Linked DNA regions of Homo sapiens: region 2 is linked to region 1. Evidence: chromatin loops called from intact Hi-C (ENCODE). Cell type or tissue: gastrocnemius medialis. All regions are shown on one strand. Each heading gives the region's core, and the rest is flanking DNA. Links, peaks and the distances in the headings are about the cores only.

What was found. A loop is a pair of places that touch in the nucleus more often than their neighbours do. Peaks named below come from ENCODE experiments on the same cell type or tissue, not always from the same donor. Only the 100,000 strongest peaks of a DNase experiment are listed, where the experiment ranks them.
Region 2: a loop joins it to region 1, with 4 times the contacts of the local background. A loop is called at or near these places in 2 of 110 quality-filtered maps.

The regions. Positions count from the first base shown.
Region 1 is chr6:30,924,856-30,931,945 of GRCh38, reverse strand. It overlaps VARS2 (valyl-tRNA synthetase 2, mitochondrial), which reads right to left. Exons shown (of 30, transcript NM_020442.6): 27 at 6,561-6,672; 28 at 6,227-6,402; 29 at 5,938-6,066; 30 at 5,487-5,837. The coding sequence ends at 5,736. It overlaps SFTA2 (surfactant associated 2), which reads left to right. Exons shown (of 3, transcript NM_205854.3): 2 at 151-239; 3 at 372-593. The coding sequence ends at 458. Among named protein-coding and RNA genes, the nearest start is that of SFTA2, 3.8 kb to the left of the region's middle. In gastrocnemius medialis, for the core only: no CTCF peak of the experiment used is centred there; a DNase peak (open chromatin) is centred at 5,065; H3K27ac peaks cover 2,449 bases.
Region 2 is chr6:30,999,166-31,014,013 of GRCh38, reverse strand. MUC22 (mucin 22) reads right to left here and starts at 3,540. Exons shown (of 4, transcript NM_001395414.1): 1 at 3,238-3,540. The coding sequence starts at 3,307. In gastrocnemius medialis, for the core only: no CTCF peak of the experiment used is centred there; a DNase peak (open chromatin) is centred at 8,133; H3K27ac peaks cover 4,000 bases.

The sequences.
Region 1 (7,090 bases), core at 3,071-7,070:
AGACACCCCAGTCCTGAGCTTCCAAGAGGCTCTGGAGGGGCATTGCTGGGGAAGAGGAACTGTGCCGGGGAGCGTGAGCAGGAAGGTTCTGTGTCTCCGGAGGAATCAGCCCTGACTGCTGGGTCCTAAGCTGTACTTCTGGATCCGCAGGGCCGGGTATGACTTTGCAACTGAAGCTGAAGGAGTCTTTTCTGACAAATTCCTCCTATGAGTCCAGCTTCCTGGAATTGCTTGAAAAGGTAGTTCTTTGGAAGGGGAAAGATGGGGCTGTGTGTTTGTGAGTCAGTTTGGGCCTCTGCTGGGGTCTGGATGTCTCCGTGGTGGGAATGGAGAGCTCTCTTACATGGCGCCCTTTAACCCTTTGTTCCCAGCTCTGCCTCCTCCTCCATCTCCCTTCAGGGACCAGCGTCACCCTCCACCATGCAAGATCTCAACACCATGTTGTCTGCAACACATGACAGCCATTGAAGCCTGTGTCCTTCTTGGCCCGGGCTTTTGGGCCGGGGATGCAGGAGGCAGGCCCCGACCCTGTCTTTCAGCAGGCCCCCACCCTCCTGAGCGGCAATAAATAAAATTCGGTATGCTGAATTCAATAACTTGCTTGACTCTGTGGGTCCCTGAGCACAGAGCTGGCAGGAAGTGGGGGTTGGATGCTCAAGTCTCTGACTGTCCCCCTGTTGAGCAGAGGGTTCCAGGGATGGACAATGTCTCCCTCAACACCAGTGTCACAGGCCTACAAGGCATCTGGGGAGTTGTTTGGGGACACACACACCACACACATATACGCATGCATAGGAACACACACCAAATTGAGATCTTTGGAACACCTGGGAATAAAGAGAAGCAACATTTATTGAAGTCCTGCTTTTCTCCTGCATCCCTATTTCGATGCTTGCAGCAGTCTTGAATGTGGCATACTAGGTATCATTATCCTATTTTACAGATAAGGAAATTGAAGCTCAGAGAGGGCAAGTCACTCACCTGAGATCTAATAGCAGTGGAGAAGTCAGGCACTAGACAGAGGTCTTGGTTTAAGCAAGATTTTTATTTCATTTCCCTTTGCTTAAGCATTGGGGCCAGGGGCTCAAAAACCAAAGAAAGAGACATAGGCAGAACACCCCCAGGACATGGTTCCCCTGGCCCATGGATCCACACAGGTAATTGGGGTGGGAGGTGGGTGGGCACTCAGGTGAGAGATGACGGGTTCAGCTTGTGAGAGGATGCCCAGCCAGGCGCAAGTGCTGGGGAGGAGAGGCCAGGTGCAAGCTGAGCCTGTCCTGGTTAACCATGTGAGTATGAGGTGACACCAGCCCACATGTGAATTCCTGGGCATGTTTCTTATCCTCTTGGAGCCTCCATTTCTTCACTCGCAAAATGGGAACAATGATGGTACCTGCTGTAGTGTGACAGGTCCCCTACCAGGTTACTTAACGGTGTATGCCACTGCCTGAATCCTGAAGGCCAGGTGGCGAGCCAAGGTCACGGTGCCTGGCCGAGGAGCAGGTGTCCCTGAGAACCCAAACATCCCGGAGAGTATCTGGGAACCCACCAAGGAAAACAGTCCATTCGCACACACACAGTCGGCAGAGTCAGAAAATTAGCTTGAAAGCAGCTTTAGCATGGGAGGCAGCACGGATCTCTAAAGCTGTCCTGCTGCCATCCAGGAGTGCCTTGTATGTAAGTCCTAAAAAACTCATCTACTCACCAAGCTGGACTTGTCTGAGTCACTTTTTGGCCTCTCAGCTCCCTCCCAGTTTGGGGGAAGGTTTTTGTTGTTGTTGTTTTGTTTTGTTTTTACACAATTCTGAGTTTTTCTCATTATTCCTGCACCATCAGGTTGTTGTGAGGATCACACAGGGAAGCTACTTAGGGACATATCACAGCCTGTCTTATAGGTCGTCGGCAGGATGGTAGGGATTGCTGTTAGGATGGAAACCTGGTCCCAACATATAACTCCTAGTCCCCTGGGGTTCAGGGTCCTCCTTATGCTGATTTCTGAGGCAGGCACTCCTGACCACCTTCTCAAGATTATCTTGGCCAGGCGCAGTGGCTCACTCACGCCTGTAATCCCAGCACTTTGGGAGGCCAAGTCAGGTGGATCACCTGAGGTCAGGAGTTCAAGACCAGCCTGGCCAACATGGTGAAACGCCATCTCTACTAAAAACACAAAAATTAGCTGGACATGGTGGCATGTGCCTGTAGTCCCAGCTACTTCGGGGAGCTGAGGCAGAATTGCTTGAACCTGGGAAGCAGAGGCTGTAGTGAGCCAAGACCATGCACTCCAGCCTGGACTACAGAGCAAGACTCTGTCTCAAAAAAAAAAAAAAAAAAAAAAAAATTGACTTCTCACCAGCTCTCAAAACACAAACTTGCAGCTCAGACTTGAGCAGTGGGGGGTACTGATAGGATTGCTCTCTGTCCTCTGTGGTACCCACTCTGCCCCCCACACCTACACAACCCTCCATTATCTCCATATGAAATTGGAGACTGACTCCTTTGGAGACAGAAGACAACAAGAGTTCAGTATGGAGCATCACTGAAGATGAGGGGAGCATAGAAAATGGCAGGGTGGAAAAAAAACACTTAAAAAATTGGTCTACCTTCCTTCACAACTGTCCTGGGACAATTAGCCCCCAAGGAGAGGTAGCAGGGGGCTCCAAAGGAGACTAGTATTTTATGACTTGCCCCTAGCCTGCAGTAATGGGCAGGTGACGCCCATGGGGCAGCTGTGAGGATCCCCAAACAAGTTGGGGGACTGGATATCTGAATGTCCAAGAGGTTGGTAGAGCAGACAGCTAAATGCACCTCAACCTGGTTCCTAGACTTCAGGGCCTGAGATCACCAGGATGTGATTTCCAGATTATTTTTCTCAAAGAATTGTCTCCCAAGGCTCAAAACAGAGCAGTGCAGTGAAGAGTGCTTTGGGGTTCACCAGACCTGGGGGTGGCAGAGACTGCTAACTGGCCCCCCTAACAGCCATCCTCCTCCTTTTGGATAGTCATGTAGATTTCAACTCAGCATGTGGATCATTACATTTCCCAGCCTCCCTTGCAGCTAGCTGTGGCCATGTGATCACGTTCTGTCCAATAGGATGCAAGTAGAAAGGAGGTGGGCAACTTTCTGGTAGTATCCTTGAAAAGAAAGGAGCTTCCATTTCAGAGGAGGAAAAGCAAAGTTCTTGAAACAGCCTATAAGGTCTTAGATCAGTGCTTTCCAATAGAACTTTCTGTGATGATGGAAATGTTTTATAACCGTGCTGACGAACATAGTAGCCACTGGCCACATGCAACTACCAAAACACTTGAAATATGGCAAGTACGACTAAGAAACTGAACGTTTTTATTTTATTTAATGCTTTAGGTAGCCAACTGGCTACCATTTTGGACACAAGCCCCAGATTGTCCGCCTTGAGTCTTCCCTACCCCCCACCAATTCCCCACCCTCACCTCTGTTTCTCCACCTCCCACCATCCTCCCCTTCTCACTCTGCCCCACCACACTGGTCTCCAGGCTACTCCTCGAGCTGTCTGACCATGCCTCTATCTGTTTTCCTCTGGCCCTTCCCTTTGTCTGGAACGCTCTTCCTATACCTCCTACAAGCCTTTGCTTAAACCTCACCTTTACAGTGAGTTCTGCCCTGACCCACTATTTAAAAGTACAACCTGCCCCCCGCCACACAAACACATTAGAGTCCCCTTACCTTGTTCTATCCTTTTTCCCTCCCCTGCATTCATGACATTCAAACATAGTATATCGTTCACTCATTTGTATGTTATTTCTGACTGTCCTGCTAGAAGGAAAGTACTACAAGGGCACAGAATTTTGTTTCACTCACTGATGAATCTAAGTGTCCAGAATAAGGCCCAGCCCATCCATAGCAGGTGCTCAAAAAAAAAAAAAAAAAAAAAAAAAAAACACCTTGCTGAAACAGAGTAAAAAGAAAAAGAAAACTGCCCATCCCCTTCTTTCCCTCCTCCCTCTGGGTGGAAATGCAGACACGGTGATGGGAGCTGGTGCAGACCTTGGACATGAAGTTTGACAATGCATCAGAATGGCAGGAAAATAAGATTGAAGGAGGTGTGGGCTCCCATTATTGCAGATCTCTGCACTACTTATGCCCAGCAGAAGAAACATCCACCTCATCTAAGCCACCATTATATTTGAAGTTTAGTTACAGCAGCCAGAAAGAGCCTGCACCTAATTTATTGGGTTAGGTCCCAGTGGAGACTTTTCTCTGAGCACACGTCTTCATCTCCAAAATGGGGGCTGGGCGCAGTGGTTTATGCTTGTAATCCCAACACCTTGGGAGGCCAAGGCAGGTGGATTATTTGAGCCCAGAAGTTCAAGACCACCCTGGCCAACATGGCAAAACCCTATCTCTACAGAACAATTTTAAAAATTAGCAGGGCAGGGCTGGGCATGGTGGCTCATGCCTGTAATCCAAGCATTTTGGGAGGCCGAGGCAGGCAGATCACTTGAGGTCAGGAGTTCAAAACCAGCCTGGCCAACATGGTGAAACCTTGTCTCTACTAAAAATACAAAAAAAATTTAGCTGGGCGTGGTGACAGACAACTGTAATCCCAGCTACTCAAGAGGCTAAGGCAGGAGAATCACTTGTACCAGAGAGGTAGAGGTTGCAGTGAGCCAAGATCTCACCAGTGCACTCCAGCCTAGGTGACAAAGCAAGACTCCGTTTCCAAAAAAAAAAAAAAAAAAAAAAGTAGCAGGGCACAGTGGTGCACACCTGTGGTCCCAGCTACTCAGAAGTCTGAGGCAGGAGGATCACTAGAGCCCTGGAGGTTGAGGCTACAGTGAGCCATGATTATGCCACTGCACTCCAGCCTGAGCAACAGAGCGAGACCCTGTCCCAAAAATAAAGTAAAAATAAAAATCTCCAAAATGGAGCTAACACCCGCCTCATGAGGTTTTCAGTAGGATTAAATGGCATTGTACATCTAGCACCACAGAGGACCCAGCCCAGGACAGGCTACTCAGAGCTGCTGGACAGAATGTACTCTGGGCGTGGAAGGGCCAGGCCCTTGAATTCCATGGAGATGAGATGGTGTTTGGCGTGGGTAAGGTGGCTGGCTGTGCTGTGAATGTGTAACTCAGAGGCTGGGCACTCAGGTGTCAGAGCACAGAAGGTGGGGGCACACCATCTGCAGCACAGCCTGCAGCCCATCAGGTCTGGAGGAAGTCCTACTTCTCTCAGCACCTCTAGGGATACAGCCAAGGAGCGGGGAAGCTTCCATTTAGTGAGAAGTGGAGGAGAAAGAGCCTGCAAAAGCCAGGGCACTGTCAGTTAGTCCAGAAAGTAGGTAGAACCGGAACCACTGTGCCCATACCCTACCCATGACTAGAAAGTTCCTCTTCCTCCAGCGAGGACCCCTCCTCCTCTTTTCCCAGACCAAGCTCTCAGGGGACAACTCAGAAGCACAAAAGTCACCACTGGGAGCAAAGGGGACCAAAGAGCCATAAACAGACATGTTTGGGATTTCAAAAGTTTATCTCAATCTCCTCATTCCCAGACTTCCAGGTGGGAGGCAGGCCGGGCAGTAATGTGAGCATCTCAAGGACACCACAGTCACTGCGACCAAGCCAGTCTGTGTCCTCATTTACACAATGAAGGCGATGGACCACATAGTCTCTGACGTCCCACTGCACCCTGACAGCTGACAAATCTGTTTGTCCTCAAAGACAGGTCTGAGAGGGAGGAAAACTGATGGGGATGATGAGTTAGAGCTCCGGGCTCCCTGGGGCTGGAGGCTCATCCATCAGCTGCCGGAGGTGAGAGGCTGCCTTGTCCAGTTTTGACAATTCCAGCTGGAGGGAAGAAAGCTGGACGAGGAGAAAAGGAGGTGAGGATCCAGGAATGAGGCCCCTCCTGGCCCACATTCCCTCAGGGGTGGAGCCTTCTGGGGGCCTCCCTCAGCCTTACCTTTTGTTGCCTCTGAGTCCCTGCCTCCCCTTCTGATGGGGTCCTGGCTGTGAGGCTGTCAAGCTGCTTCTGCAACTTGTACCTTCGGGCGGCTAACAGAGGTAGCTGGATCTGCGGGTCCACCAGGCCCTGGGGAAGAACAGGGAGAAAAGGCTCAGACATCCGCCTGCTGCCAGGCCTCCATCCTCCATTAGAAGGTCCCTTCCCCTACTTTATAGAGCCCAGCCCCTCCCTTCCTCCCAGCATGCTTCCCAAGCCTGCCCTAACCCTCCCCATCCCCTCTGGTCACCTGCAGCTCCATGTAGACTTGAGCCGTGTCACTGAGTGGAGCCTGGGCCCAGCCGGAGGGAGCTGCTGCGCCTGGGGGTAACAGGCCCACAGCCCCACAGTAGCCCAGGGTGCCCAGGGGCTCCAAGAAGGCCTCGAAGAGGCCCTGGTCCCCAGGCTCTGAGCTCTGCAGCAGCACTGGAAAGAAAGAAACTGTCAGGGGCAAGGCCTCAGCTCCTGCCTCCCTTCCTACCCTGCACCTCCTAACGGGGGGGTTGGCCCTTCAGGCTCTGCTCTTTTCCCCACCAGCCCCCTTTTCCTGCAGGGATCCGAGCCCAGGACCCGCCTTGCCTCACCTCGGGGCCGGGCTTTGGTGAGCTGGTACGTGGCTCGGAGAGCCCTTAGCACCTGCACGACCTCTTGGACCCGGGAGAAGCGCCGCTCCAGCTCTGGCTGGCGCCAGTGCTCCTGGCAATGGGGGGGACCCAGAATTGGCAAAGGGGCTCCTGGGAGACTCAGTACCAACCCTGCTGGCTCTCTTCTCGACCCATCCACCCCATCTCCTTAGGGCAATGAGATCTGTCCTCAGCACCACAGAAAATCCACTATCTCAAGGAACATGACAAAAAGTGAGGCGTCATTTAAGAGGTTTTAGATGATCAGTGTTTGATGCCTGTTTAGTTGCTGTGATTGAAATGGCCAACCAAAAATAAATTAGAATTTAAAATGAATTAGTCAAAACTCAAAACCAAATAAGTATAAATTTAAATAGTTAAATTTTAAAATAATTTTTGGGTGAGTTCATAGCATTTATCCTTCTGAAGTTATTAAAGCTGCACTGAGATTTTGGGGACACCCTATTACTAACTTATCCAACCCTCATCAC
Region 2 (14,848 bases), core at 6,073-10,072, 79 kb before region 1:
AAATTTGATACAGTCATTTGGGGAGAATTGTGAGCGGGAATGTGAGACAGTAAGTGTGTAGGGGGAGTGGTCTAACCTAAATCTTTCTTTTCATTAGAAGGAAGACAATAAATCATGCCCAAAGCAGGAAAAAAAACCCAAAAAACCTCAACCAACAAAGAAGTAATGGTAGTAAGAGAATTTATGGCCGGGTGCAATGGCTCACGCCTGTAATCCCAGTGCTTTGGAAAGCTGAGGTGAGAGGATCCCTTGAGCCCGGGAGTACCAGGCTGCAGTGAGCTATGATGGTGTCTCTGCATTCCCGCCTGGGTGACAGAGTGAGATCTTGTCTCTAAATAAATAGATAAATGCAGTATGAACGTAAATGCCAACAGGAACCCTGGGAAGCAGGACTCAGAATAAGAAGCAATTGGGGCAAGGGAATCAGGGGCTGAAGTTTTATGAGAAGCCTTGTAGGACTACAAGTATTTCTTTTTCAGAACTGCTTACATCCATTACCTAATACAATAAAATAAAATAAACAAGTGAGTGGGAGGTGAGAAGTGACATAGCAAGTGTGGGGAAGTCCTTCAAGAATGGGGGTGAGGGGCCAGGCCCGGTAGCTCACACCCGTAATCCCAGCACTTTGGGAGGCCAAGGTGGGTAGATTGTCTGAGCTCAGGAGTTCGAGTCCAGCCTGGGCAACACAATGAAACCCCGTCTCTACTAAAATACAAAAAATTAGCTGGGCGTGGCGGTGTGCGCCTGTAGTCCCAGCTACTCAGGAGGCTGAGGCAGGAGAATCGCTTGAACCTGGGAGGCAGAGGTTGCAGTGAGCCGAGATTGCAGCACTGCACTCTAGCCTGGGCGACAGAGCCACACTCCATCTCCAAAAAAAAAAAAAAGAATGGGGGTGAGGAGGAGAGTGGAGGGAGAGGTGGTGGCTGAGGAGTGATGCGGGGACGTTAGGATGGACATCATTCAGTGTTTGGTCCAGGGACCTCTGGGATCACACTGTCTGAAGAACCCACGCCATCCCACCAAGCTTACTGAATCAAGATCTTGCTTGGTGGGGTGTCAGGGCCTGGAAACCCAAGTTTTTAATCGTCTCCTTGGATGATACTTGTGCATACAGAACTGAGCTTGTTTGGATGCTGATGGAAAGGACCCAAGAAAGGTAAAGTGAGATGGGAGGGGAAGGAGAAATGCACTGAGCAAAGCCCCTGAGACGGCAGGAGGGTGAGACGGCGCCCAGCATTCAGATGGAGGAGTTGGTCCTTGCTAATCCACTGTAATGGGGCTACAGGAGACACTGTTGGTTACTTTATAGATCTAGTGGTAGGAAAAGAGGAGGGGCCTTTCAGCCCTTGCACACTTGCTCCCTTTTGTTAGGAAATATTATTTAAGTCTATGTTTTACAGTAGACCAAGTGTTCCATGGGGGTCAAGACCATGGCATTTCCCACTCCATTCCTCACCATGGCCTAGCACGCAGCAGTGCCTGGCCCAGAGGAGGAGCTCTATAAATGTTTGTTGAATGACTACATGAATGACAGTTTCTTCTGAGGTAAGGGGACTCTTGTTTAAAATCAGACAGATAGGACTGGAGTTCAGGATTAGGACAGGCGACGGGCAGATCTGGAAGGCATGGGTAGGTAGAGAACAGTTGAAGCATTCAGGGTGAAGGCAAGGGGAAAGAGAAGAAAAAGAACGCCGAGGGAAGTGCTGAAGCGGGCGAGGGAGCGAATCCAGAGTGGGGTGCAGGAAACAGATGCATACTGAGGAAGAAGGGGGAAGCACTCCAAATCCTCCACATCATCCAACCTATACCTTCTCTTTCAACCGCACCTCCCACTTCTTGACGAGCCATCCTACAGTAAAGGCAATGGAATGGATGAGCCAATTAACCTGGTGTCTCATAATTAGGGAAGATATGTTGATGTAAGAAATCAAAGACTGGAGTGAACAGTACTATCTCAGACAGCCCATTGGAGTCACACGGAGCCCAATTCACTTCTCCCCTGGGCTGTTTCCTTTCACAGCCATTGCTGATCCAATGTCAGAGCCAACCCCTCAGTGGCCGAACTCCGGTTTGTTTCTACCAGGGAAGTTCTCAGGGGATTATACATGGATTTGGAATCAGGCAGCATCCGAAGAAGGGTTGAAGCAAAAAATCAAAAAACAGTAGATGTTGGCGTAGATGCAGTGATCAGGGAACACTTCTACACTGCTAGTGGGAATGTAAACTAGTACAATCACTATGGAAAACAGTGTGGAGATTTCTTAAAGAACTAAAAGTAGATCTACCATTTGATCCAGTAATCCCACTACTGGGTATCTACCCAGAGGAAAAGAAGTCATTATACAAAAAAGACACTTGCACACACATGTTTATAGCAGCACAATTCACAATTGCAAAGTCATGGAACCCAAATGCCCATCAATCAACGGTGGATAAAGAAACTGGCATATATATACGATGGAATACTACTCAGCCATAAAAAGGAATGAATTAATGGCATTTGCAGTGACCTGGATGAGACTGTAGACTATTATTCTAAGTGAAGTTACTCAGGAATGGAAAACCAAACATCGTATGTTCTCACTGATAGGTGGGAGCTAAGCTGTGAGGACTCAAACGCATGAGAATGATACAGTGGACTTTGGGCACTAGGGAGGAAGGACGGGGGAGGCACGAGAGATAAAAGACTACAGATAGGGTGGGTGCGGTGTACACTGCTTGGTGACGGGTGCACCAAAGTCTCACAATTCACCAATAAAGCACTTACATAACCAAATATCACCTGTACCCAAATAACCTATGGAAAAAAAACAAAGAAGGATTGAAGGATTTTTACTTGACTTTAGACTGAGATCCTGGTTTTAATTTGGAATTAAGAATGCTATTGGAACTAGAGTTTTCCGGTTAAAAAAAAAAACTTTTATCCAAGATACAAAGGAAAGTAAAATCTCACCCCCCTCCATTTCCCCAGCACCGCCCCACCGCCCCACCACATGTGCTCACAACCACAGCTGGGGGAGACTAATACAGATTTGCTTCTAAGACAGCATCAGAATCATGGTCAGTGGAATTGGGATCAGTACTGGCTTTTGCAGAAATGGGCAAAAAAAAAAAAAAAAAAATGAATCATCATTGTTTCTGGAAGAAGAGTCATGCCTGGGCAGGGGATTCCCCATCTCCTTCAGGGCTTATGTGGCCTCCATGCCCCTCTCCCTCCTTAACTGCTAAGTCACTTACTGGGTCCCAGAAGTCCAAAGAGAAGCAGCCACAGGAACCAGAAAGCAGGAGAGATATTTCCTCTTCTCATCTCTAAATGATGCACATAGAAGTTGTCATTTAGATGCCTGGGTTCCAAAGGAAGGATAGGTCAAAGAGGCAGAGAGACAAGGGGCAAACCCCCTGGGCCTTGATAGAAAATAAAGTTGCACAAAAAGACCCAAAGGCCAGCCAGTGCCAGGGTAAGCCTTGTAGGCAGATGGCATGGTTGGGGGGAGCCCCCAAATTGCTCCACAGTTTGGCTTCTTATTTTTCTTCTTTTTTCCTCGCAAACGTGTCTGTGGCATTTATAGCTGATACTGAGTAGGGGAGGCCAGAACTTTGGGTCCTCCCTCCCCAGGGAGGGGCATTTCTGCGCTGTGCTTTCTGCAGGGCCGTTTGGAGAGATGTACCCTACAGGAATCAAGGCGGAGGAGAGAGCAGAGTCGGCAAGACCAGAGGGCGCACACATGAGGAGGGGCAGGGAGGGAGGCAGAATGAGGGGATCAAACTTGTCGGAGTGGAAGGGACCCACCCTTTGAACCAGAGCTGACCTGAAACCTGTTTTCCCTGGGTATGCCTCATTTTCAAAGCAGGAGGCCTTTGTAGAAGAAAGAAGGAAGAAGAGAAGAAAAGGAAACAAATGGATGGTAAAGGTCAATAGCAGTCTATCTAGGGGAAGCTGGGGATTTGGAGGGTGATAAGAGCATCAGGACACACGCCCGGCTTTCTCCAGAGTGCTCCTTCCCAGCTGCAGAGCAGCACATGGCTACGTGAGTGATACACTCCACTCCCTGTGAGCTCTCCAAGGGTGGGGAAAGTGGACACTGAGTGAGTCTCACTTCTAGTATCAAGCGGAAGTGAGTAGGGAAGAGGATGGGGCACGGAACTACCCATTTCCCTGAGTCAATCTTTGGCAATGGCTCTTAAGCATAGGTCAGGGACCCTGACTCACCTGCGTCCCTATTTCTAGGCTCACAACTAGCAGTTGATTGAAATTTACCCCGTGTAATTCAGATATGCAAGGAAAAATGTAGTTTGGCTTGCTATAACTCACCCAACTCAGTTTCCAGACTCTCTTTCCCACCAATGGCAGGGAAGCCTGGGGTTGGAAATGAGGATACGGGTATAAGCTTGCCAAATATTGGTGATGAAATTTCATTTTCTTTTAAAAGTGTCTCTTTTGGAAGGCATACTGTATGGTTCTAATTATATGAAAGTCAAGTACATGGAAAAATCAACTGATGATGATTAAAGTCAAAATACTGGCTACCTCTAGGGTGGCACTGATGGGGAGGAGGCAGGGGAGGCTTCTGGGGTGATAAGAATGTGGCACATCTTGATCTGGAAAGCGGGTAGGTGAGTGTATGCATGTGTTAAGATTCAACAATTGGCCGGGTGCGGTGGCTCATGCCTGTAATCCCAACACCTTGAGAGGCTGAGGTGGGAGGATTGTGTGAGCCCAGGAGTTCAAGAGCAGTCTAGGCAACATAGCAAGACCCTGTCTCTATTTCTTTAAAATAAATACATTAAAGAATTAAATAAAATTCAACGACTTGAGCACTTATGTGTCCACTCTGCACATTTTACTGCATATATTTTAAGCCTCAATTTAAAGATTAAAAACAACAGTCAAGGGTACAAACTTTCAGTTATAAGAAGAATGAGTTCTGGAACTTTAATCACATGGAGACTATAATTAACAATATTGTATTGTCTATCTGAAATTTGCTAACACACACAGAAAAGAAATGGTAAATATGTGTTGGTGATGTGTTCATTAGTTTGATAGTGGTAATTATTTCACAATGTATACTCATCAAATCAACACATTGTACACGCTGAAAACATATAATTTTTGTCTATTTTACCTCAGTAAGCTTGGGGGGAGAATTAAAAACAATAAGAAAGAAAAAAATTTTGGTGGCTCACGCCTGTAATCCCAACACTTTGGGAAGCCAAGGTGGGCGGGTTAGGAGTTTGAGACCAGCCTGATCAACATGGTGAAACCCCATCTCTAATAAAAATAAAAATAAAAATAAATTAGCTGGGCGTAGTGGCGGGTGCCTGTAATCCCAGCTACTTGGGAGGCTGAGGCAGGAGAATTGCTTGAACCCGGGAGGCAGAGGTTGTAGTGAGCCAAGATCGCACCACTGCACTCCAGCCCGGGTGACAGAGTGAGACTCCGTCTCAAAAAAAAAAAAAAGAAAGAAAAAGAAAACAATGTTTCAGGTCTCTTTTGGGTAAATACTTGGCCATATGAAATTTAATGCCCCTCTCAGGACTGTTTTCCCCCCATTTCAAGGGCTCTCCCCTCCACTTCTTTCCTGCACGTCCTCTGAGGGGGAATTTATGCCTCCTACTGGCAATGTGGGAACAAGACTTCGGCCCTTCAAGCTGGTCTCTCCTGAGCTCCCTCTCGTTCCATCTGGTCACTGGGATCCTGCATTGGCATCCAACGACTCTGAGACACAGTACTACCATTGTCTTCATTTTACAAATAAGGAAACTAAACCATGGAGAAGTCAAGTAATTTGGCCAAACTCACAAAGTTAGTAAGTGATGGAGTCAGGAATTAAACTATCAGTCCAGCTGCAGAGCCTGTGCTCTTCGCCATTATAAAAGGAGGTTGTCATGTCCAAACAGGACTTTGAGTCTGGCCCCTGAATATCTTCCTCCAACCAGACTGCCTGTTCCCAACTTCATCTGACATAGAAATTCTGGAGCTGTCACTGTTAGAAAGTATGCGGAATATAAAACCACAAAGCTACAGAGGCCCAGCTATGTGGAATTTGAAAAACAGATGGACGAGTCATCATAAGGGACATGTCGGGAAAATTAATGAGTTAAGAGCAGGTTGCTCGAGTGGAGCTGACTGGTCCGAGAACATTTTTTTAAATGCCTCCTTGGAGAGTCTGAGTCATGAGGGTTCTGATGACTAGGAAGGAAAGAGCAAACAGGGGTTGTGGGCTTAGGACTTGGGTTTGTTTTAGAGAGTAAGAGATTAGTTTCGCACAGAGTAGGGAATTCCAGGGACCCGGCAATTACGTAGAGTACACAATTTATAAACATAGCATAGATTTGAAATTCGCCCTTGAATGACCTGTGCTGAAAGTTTGATTTAGGAAAGGCCTGTGTTCCAGATTCTCGCTGCCATCTCTCTCAACCTCACCCTGTACCGGCTTAGATTTTCTTCAACCTGGCTGGACAAGGGGTCTGCTTTCCCTTCTAATTTTAGTTTACCCCCAATTCAAGTAGAGTTATTTTCATCACAAGGAGTCTCAATGGTACCTTCCATATAGCATATAGTTCATCAGAAAGTAACAAAAAGAAGAAGATTTTCTGTGAAATATAGCCTGATATGGTCTATGTCTGTGACCCATTTTCCCACAAACGGACCACTCTGATGGCAGCCACTGTCCCTGGATTTGGAGATCTCTCCTACAGCTGCTTAAGCTTCTTCAGCTATCTGGAGCCACCATTTGTGTAGAAATGTCCTATGTGCTTGAGTGCCCATCTTCAAATTTTCTGTTGTGTATACGTTCAAAAACAATTTTGAAAAGCTGTTTTCCCTCCTCTGTCTATGTTTAATCTAAATTTTTTATCATACATTTAATTATTGCAAAGAATGTAATTTCTACCATATTGTAAATGTAGACATTGAAATAATAAAAGTTTTTACTACTCTTTAAAATGTTTCCAGTAGACTCTAAACACTAGCAGCATCTCAATACTCATCATTATCCTTTTTTTAAATTTTATTTTACTTTAAGAGATGTGGGGGGTCTCACTATATTGCTCAGGCTGGTGTTGAACTCTTGGGCTCAAGCAATCCTCCCGCCTCAGCCTCCCCAAGTGCTGGGATTACAGACGTGAGCCACTGCACCTAGCTTCCATTATCCTTTTGAATAACATATAAGCAAGCTCTTCCTCAATAGTCTAGGTTTTTAAATGGTTCCTCCTGCTCTACGAACTTATAGTTCCATTTTACTTTCCCCATATTATTCTACTGGTCTCTCTCCATATATCATATTAAATACCAGTAACATAAATATTCTACTGCTATACATATATCACAGTATGTCTAATTAATAAACCTTATCTCTTAGAGCAGTTTTGGGTTCACAGCAAAATTAAGTGGTAAGTACAGAGGTCCCATAGACTCCCTGCCCCTACGCAAGCACAACCTCCCCACCTCGTTGACGTCAGGGTTTACTCTTGTATATTCTATGGGTTTTGACAAATGTACAATGACAGGCATCCACCATTGTAGTATCATATACAGTAGTTTCACGCCCTAAGAATCCTCTGTGCTCCACCTATTCATCACCCCACCCTCGTAACCCCTGGCAACCATTGACTCTTGACTGCCTTTATAGTTTTGTCTTTTCTGGGATGTCATATGGTCTGTAATAATTTTTTGCTTGAAAAGCTTTTATTGATCACCCTGTCATACTCCTCTGCATCAAAAGATATGTTTATAAACGTCTAAAAAATTTCCTGTGCCTTGTAAGACTCTGTGTTCAATTTATAGCCCCCAGTAACTTTTTGGTGAATTAAGCAAAAATGCTTCTCTTATGATACGTCTTTCCATATTTTCAAGAAAATATGAATCATTAACTTACCTAACATTTTTTATTTTTCATTTTTTTGAGACGGAGTCTCGCTCTGTCGACCAGGCTGGAGTGCAGTGGTGCAATCTCGGCTCACTGCAACCTCCACTTCCCAGGTTCAAGCTATTCTCTTGCCTCAGCTTCCCACGTAGCTGGGACTACAGGTGCCTGCCACCACGCCAGCTAGTTTTTGTATTTTTAGTAGAGATGGGGTTTCACCATGTTGGTCAGGCTAGTCTCAAAAGCCTGACCTCAGGTGATCCACCCGCCTCCGCCTCCCAAAGTGCTGAAATTACAGGCATGAGCCACCTCGCTTGGCCCACTTACCTAACATTTTAAAAATAACACAACTTACAGAGCGCTTACGAAATGCAGGACTATTCTAAGCCTTCACAATAACCCCATGAAGTGGGTACTATTTTCACTCTCATGTTTACAAATATGGAAACTGAGACCCAGAAGAATTAAGGAATTTGTGGAAAGTCACAATGAAATTGGATTTGAAACCAGAAATTCGAGCTCCACAATCTGTGCTCTTAGCTGACATGCCGTATGGCCTCTCTAAGTGTCTTTTATCTTAAGGTGTAACATTAATCAGTTGGAGCTTACAACATCTTTCTCCTTGAAATCATGCCAAATACACAATTGTTACCTAAACCAAGAAACTAGTGAACAGGAAGCTCTTTCCCCTTACAGAAAATGGTGTACAATTCAGGGAAGTGTGCTTCATAGCACATTGCTTTGTCCCAGCAAGTTGTTGACAAATCTTGAATATTCTAAAATAGGCAGACAGACAGATAAGGTGGGTTGGCTGCCATGGGATTTTTCTCCTTGGTTAAATAAGCCACTGCCTCCTCTATTCTTTCTGCTGATTCTGCTCTTGCTCCAATCTCATGAGATACTCCCTCAAGAGGGATGCATTTTTAAAGAGTGGATGGAAGAGAAGAGATTGTTAAAAAAAAAAGAAAGGAAAAAAAGAAGTTTTTATTACTCCTGTTACTTCATTCTACAGTGTATCTGCGTAAATAACACCTTAACACATGCCAAAATTACCAGTTCCTTACACTCCACGTAGCCCTTCACAGGAATTTATATGAGGCAGGAGAAAACAGGAAGTCCTACTCTGGGTATATGATCCCTAAATTAGAGGTGGTTTTTGAGGTATCCCTTCACTAAAAGGCTTTATTTGACACCCTGAAATGTTCTACACCCTGCGGAAATGTGGTAATAATAATATGGGAGCTACAGAGGAAATGTTGGATGTTCATCAAAGAAGAGTCAGAAAAGTGTAGCCCTGACCACAGAGGTGCCCTCAGACAGATCAGTTCTAGGCCACAAGCACATACGGAAGTTGAAGATCTGGAAAATGGTTCCCATCAAACAACCCACGCCTGCATAATACTCTTCAGGAAGTCTTTATGTACGCCCAAGATGTGGGGGCACAGATGCCACGTGAAGATCATTGTGCTAAATCCACAGTGCAAAGGCACAGGTCTAGATGGGCAGCCCTTTAACCCTGTCCACTTCCTGGACTTTTGCTTGGGTCACGCATGCTTGGTGGGCTGGGGCTTTGTCACATTACAGGAGTAGGTGTATTCCATGACGAAAGCTGGGTAATGATGCTTCCAAACTCTACCTGCACACCCCAGTTGCTGGGAGTAATGAGATACTCACAGCACAACTATGTGAATCAATCACAAGGTAAATTGCTCACCAGGGACTCCCCCCTTTTCTCCTTCCTCTAGCTCAAAATGCCCATTCATTTGAGTCATTTGTTGTTTATTTTTGGAAATAATTTTTTAAAATTTGAGACAGAGTCTCACTCTGTCACCCAGGCTAGAGTGCAGTGACATGATCTCAGCTCACTGCAACGTCCACCTCCCAGGTTCAAGTGATTCTCCTGCCTCAGCCTTCCAAGTAGCTGGGACTACAGGCGCGCACCACCGCGCATGGCTAATTTTTGTATTTTTAGTAGAGACAGGGTTTTGCCATGTTGGCCAGGCTGGTCTCAAACTCCTGGCCTCAAGTGATCTGCCTGCCTCAGCCTCCCAGAATGCTGGGATCACAGGTGTGAGCCACCATGTCCGGCCAGGAAATAAAAATTTTTATTTACATAATGTGCCTGGTAAAAATTTAAGAGCTGTATTGAGCTATAATTTACATACCATATAGTTCACCTGTTTAAAGTATATAAACCTGGCTGGGCAAGGTGGGTCATGCCTCTAATCCCAGCACTTTGGGAGGCTGAGATGGGTGGATCACCTGAGGTTAGGAGTTCAAGACTAGCCTGGTCAACAGTGGTGAAACCCCATCTCTACTAAAAATACAAAAATTAGCCAGGCATGGTGGCACTCGCCTATAATCCCAGCTACTTGGGAGGCTGAGGGAGGAGAATCTCTTAAACCTAGGAAGCAGAGGTTGCAGTGAGCCGAGATTGCGCCACTGCACTCCAGCCTCGGTGACAGAGTGAGATTCCATCTCAAATTTAAAAAAATAATAAGAATAAAATAAAGTATATAAACCAGTGGTTTTAGGCCGGGTGCAGTGGCTCATGCCTGTAATCCCAGCACTTTGGGAGTCCAAGGTGGGTGGATCACCTGAGGTCAGGAGTTCGAGACCAGCCTGGCCAACATTGTGAAACCCCATCTCTACTAAAAATACACACACACACACAAATTAGCTGGGTGTGGTGGCACGCACCTGTAATCCCAGCTACTCGGGAGGCTGAAGCAGGAGAATCACTTGAACCTGGAAGGTGGAGGTTGCAGTGAGCTGAGATCACGCCACTGCACTCCAGCCTGGGCGACAGAGCAAGACTCCGTCTAAAATAAATAAATAAATAAACCAGTGTTTTTTAGTATATTTACAGAGTTGTACTTGGTGAAGCTTTTCATAGACAGACTCAAATCTTTTTTCTCTATTCCAGCTCTTCTTTTTTCCCTTCTAATTCTTCTCTTCCATTTCGTCTCTTTTTCTCTGTTTTGAGCCTTATTACTTGCACGTTAGTCTTCCTGGATCTATCCTCCAAATGTATTATATTTGCCGGGTGATTTTTATTCCTGTATAATTGTGTCTGTTTGAGTTATTTTTCGCGCTTGCTCTTCCGGATTACTAGCATAATTCTCTATAATGGCCAGCCTCTTTCAATTTGTCTATTAAAATTTGAAAATACATGTTTTACTATTTTTTTAAAAAATGATCTAGCTGGACACCCTTGCCTGATCTTATTTCTTTTCATGCTTTTCCACATAAGGGTTTCCACAGTTCCTATCAGTGGGAGGCACCTTTTCAGGGTGTTCAACTTGTCTTTCCCTTCTGGTTTCTGGATCCCTTTAAGTGAGCAGATGATGATGATTGCCTGCATATGGCTCAGCGTGGCCTCTCTGTTCCTCAGTGAGCAGGGGCATGCAAACCTTCCCCCAAAGACTGAGGGAGCTGAGAGGCTGTGGAGACAAAGTGACTCCATCTTGGATGCTAATCTGCCATGTTGACTTCTGATTAACCCAGGTCCCATGAGTCACATGGGCCTCATTCCTACTTTATTTACTGTTCTTGGTAAGGACATGTACTTACTGTAAATCCTGTCTTCGTTTTTTGTTTGTTGTTTTGTTTTTAGAGACAGGGTCTTGCTCTGTCACCTAGGCTGGAGTTCAGTGGTGCAATCTCAGCCCACTGCAGCCTCTAACTCCTGGGCTGTAGTGATCCTCCTGCCTCAGCCTCCCAAGTAGCTGGGACCACAGGCACATGCTACCACTCCCAACTAATTTTGGTTTTCTTTTTTGTAGAGATGAGGTGTTGTTTTGTTTCCCAGACTGGTCTCAAACTCCTGCCCCCAAGCAATCCTCCCTCCTCTCCCTCCCAAAGCTCTGGGATTACAGGCATTAGCCACCACATCCAGCCCCTGCCTTTAGATCAAAGCAACCTTGATATTATGGCATAAATTACAGGCTACGACGCACATAGCATTCCTGCCTGTTCTGAAAGGTTGCTTTTAATTGTCTCTACAGGAAGTATACACCCTTTCCGGGGTAAGCCCTGGGTCTGGGGGTAACAGGTGTGGAGATCTACCTGACTTGCTGCCACCCAAGACTACACTTCTGTCTGTAAATTCCCCAGCAAATCACCATTTACTGACAAACTGGATCTATCTGCCTTGTTTTTGGTTTCTCGGCTCCTTCAGCGTTTGGGAGCCACTTTACATGTATGACCCTTTTATGGAACAAAGGCTGAATGAAATAAGTGGCTAACAAATCCAGTTTCTCCAAAAGAAATTTTGAACAAGGACTAAGCAACAGAAGCCACGTCTGGGAGAGCTGCAAGACGATGGACACTCCAGAAAACATCCTTTCTATAGCAAGGTCTTAGGGTAAAATATATGCAGCTGGTCACATCTCAGACTTTCTTGCCAAAACCCATAACCACTCCGGAGGTTAAAGAAGCATGTTTGTGAAGGGTTATTTATGCAGCAGGCATTGTTTGAAGACTGTGCTGCAGTGCACTTTGCTATGCAAAAGTGGACCACTGGTCATCATGATGTGTCCAGAATTGGTGGCTTCTTGGTCTCACTGACTTCAAGAATGAAGCCGCAGACCCTCGCGGTTACTGTTACAGCACTTAAGGTGGCGCGTCTGGAGCTTGTTCTTTCCGATGTTCGCATGTGTTCACAGTTTCTTCCTTCTGGTGGGTTTGTGGTCTCGCTGGCTCAGGAATGAAGCTGCAGATCTTCACGATGAGTGTTACAGCTCACAAAAGCAGCATGGACCCAAAGAGTGAGCAGTAGCAAGATTTATTGCAAAGAGCAAAAGAACAAAGCTTCCACAGTCAGGAAAAGGACCAGAACGGGTTACCACTGCTGGCTGGGGCAGCCTGCTTTTATTCTCTTATCTGGCCCCACCCACATCCTGCTGATTGGTAGAGCCGAGTGGTCTGTTTTGACAGGGTGCTGATTGGTGCGTTTACAATCCCTGAGCTAGACACAAAGGTTCTCCACGTCCCCACCAGATTAGCTAGATACAGAGTGTGGACACGAAGGTTCTTCAAGGCCCCACCAGAGCAGCTAGATACAGAGTGTCGATTGGTGAACTCACGAACCCTGAGCTAGACTCAGGGTGCTGATTGGTGTGTTTACAAACCTTGAGCTAGATACAGAGTGCGGATTGGTGTATTTACAATCCCTGAGCTAGACATAAAGGTTCTCCACATCCCCACCAGACTCAGGAGCCCAGCTGGCTTCACCCAGTGGATCCCGCACCGGGGCTGCAGGTGGAGCTGCCTGCCAGTCCTGCGCCGTGCGCTTGCACTCCTCAGCCCTTGGGTGGTCGATGGGACTGGGCGCCCTGGAGCAGGGGGTGGCACTCGTCGGGGAGGCTCGGGCCGCATAGGAGCCCATGGAGGGGGTGGGAGGCTCAGGCATGGCGGGCTGCAGGTCCCAAGCCCTGCCCCGCGGGAAGGCAGCTAAGGCCTGGTGAGAAATCGAGTGCAGCGCCGGCGGGCTGGCACTGCTGGGGGACCCAGTACACCGTCCGCAGCTGCTGGCCCGGGTGCTAAGCCCTTCATTGCCCAGGACCGGCAGGGCCAGCCAAGCCCACGCCCACCCGGAACTCCAGCTGGCCCGCAAGCGCCGCGTGCAGCCCCGGTTCCCGCTCGCACCTCTCCCTCCGCACCTCTCCCTCCACACCTCCCTGCAAGCTGAGGGAGTGGGCTCCGGCCTTGGCCAGCCCAGAAAGGGGCTTCCACAGTGCAGCGGTGGGCTGAAGGGCTCCTCAAGTGCCGCCAAAGTGGGAGCCCAGGCAGAGGAGGCGCTGAGAGCGAGCAAGGGCTGTGCGGACTTCCAGCACCCTGTCACCTCTCAATGGCAGCTTTGCTTCAAAATGGCGTCCCTGTTGCCGTGCAACAGGCTGTATTCCTACACTCCACCTCTCAAAACTGGCCCTGACAATTTCACGTGCTCATCTCTTCCATGATAGTCCCTGGGCCTAAAGGGAGGACCCTTGATAGTGCATAGCTTTAGCAGCAGTGCGTTGGCTCCACTGGAGGCAGATAACACAGCAGCAGTAAAGGCTCAAACAAGACAGTAAGGAACGTACGAGTACAGCACCTAAACCAAGAAGCAGCTTATGCCACCAGGTGCCCCAGGACCCAAACCAGCTGTGAAGCCAATTATTCAAAGTAGGGGTCTGAGAGCTTGGTTATGTGGGCTTTTATATCAGTCATTAATTTAGCGATATTAACTGATTCATCAGGAATATAAACACAGCAGTTTTTCCAATTGCACAAGTGCCCCGTTGTGCAGCGTGAGTATATGTAAAGCCTGGTAATTTGGGAGGACAGACTTTCTCATGACAGTGACTTCCATGTTTAAAAGAGAGATTCCCATGCAGCTATCATTTAAAGTTTTCTTTTTTTTTATTTTTTGTAGAGTTTGTTTTTTTAATTTTTTGAGTCAGAGTCTCGCTCTATCACCTGGGCAGGAGTGCAGTAGCACGGTCTTGGCTCACTGTAACCTCCACCTCCCAGGTTCAAGCAATTTTCCTGCCTCAGCCTCCCAAGTAACTGGGATTACAGGCATGCGCCACCACGCCCAGCTAATTTTGTTATTTTTTGTGGAGATGGGGTTACACCGTGTTGGCCAGGCTGATCTCGAACTCCCGACCTCAACTGATCCACCTGCCTTGGCCTCCCAAAGTGCAGGGATTACAGGCTTTATAGAGTTTCTATATGCCAGATAATATCTTCAATAACCGGATGAGGAAGACAAATGGAGGCCAAACAATCATACCAATAAAAAACAGATCAGAACCAGTGGGATTTCAAATGAGGGAGATTGATAGGCTTTGTAGTGTGTGAACTATTCAGTCTGTGCCCGTGTATAATCCAAAGAACATCTTCCTAAACATGCAGGGGGTAACCAAGGCCATAAATTGGTACCACATATCCAGGAAGTTCCATTTGGGGCCAACCAAAAGATTCCTGCACACAGT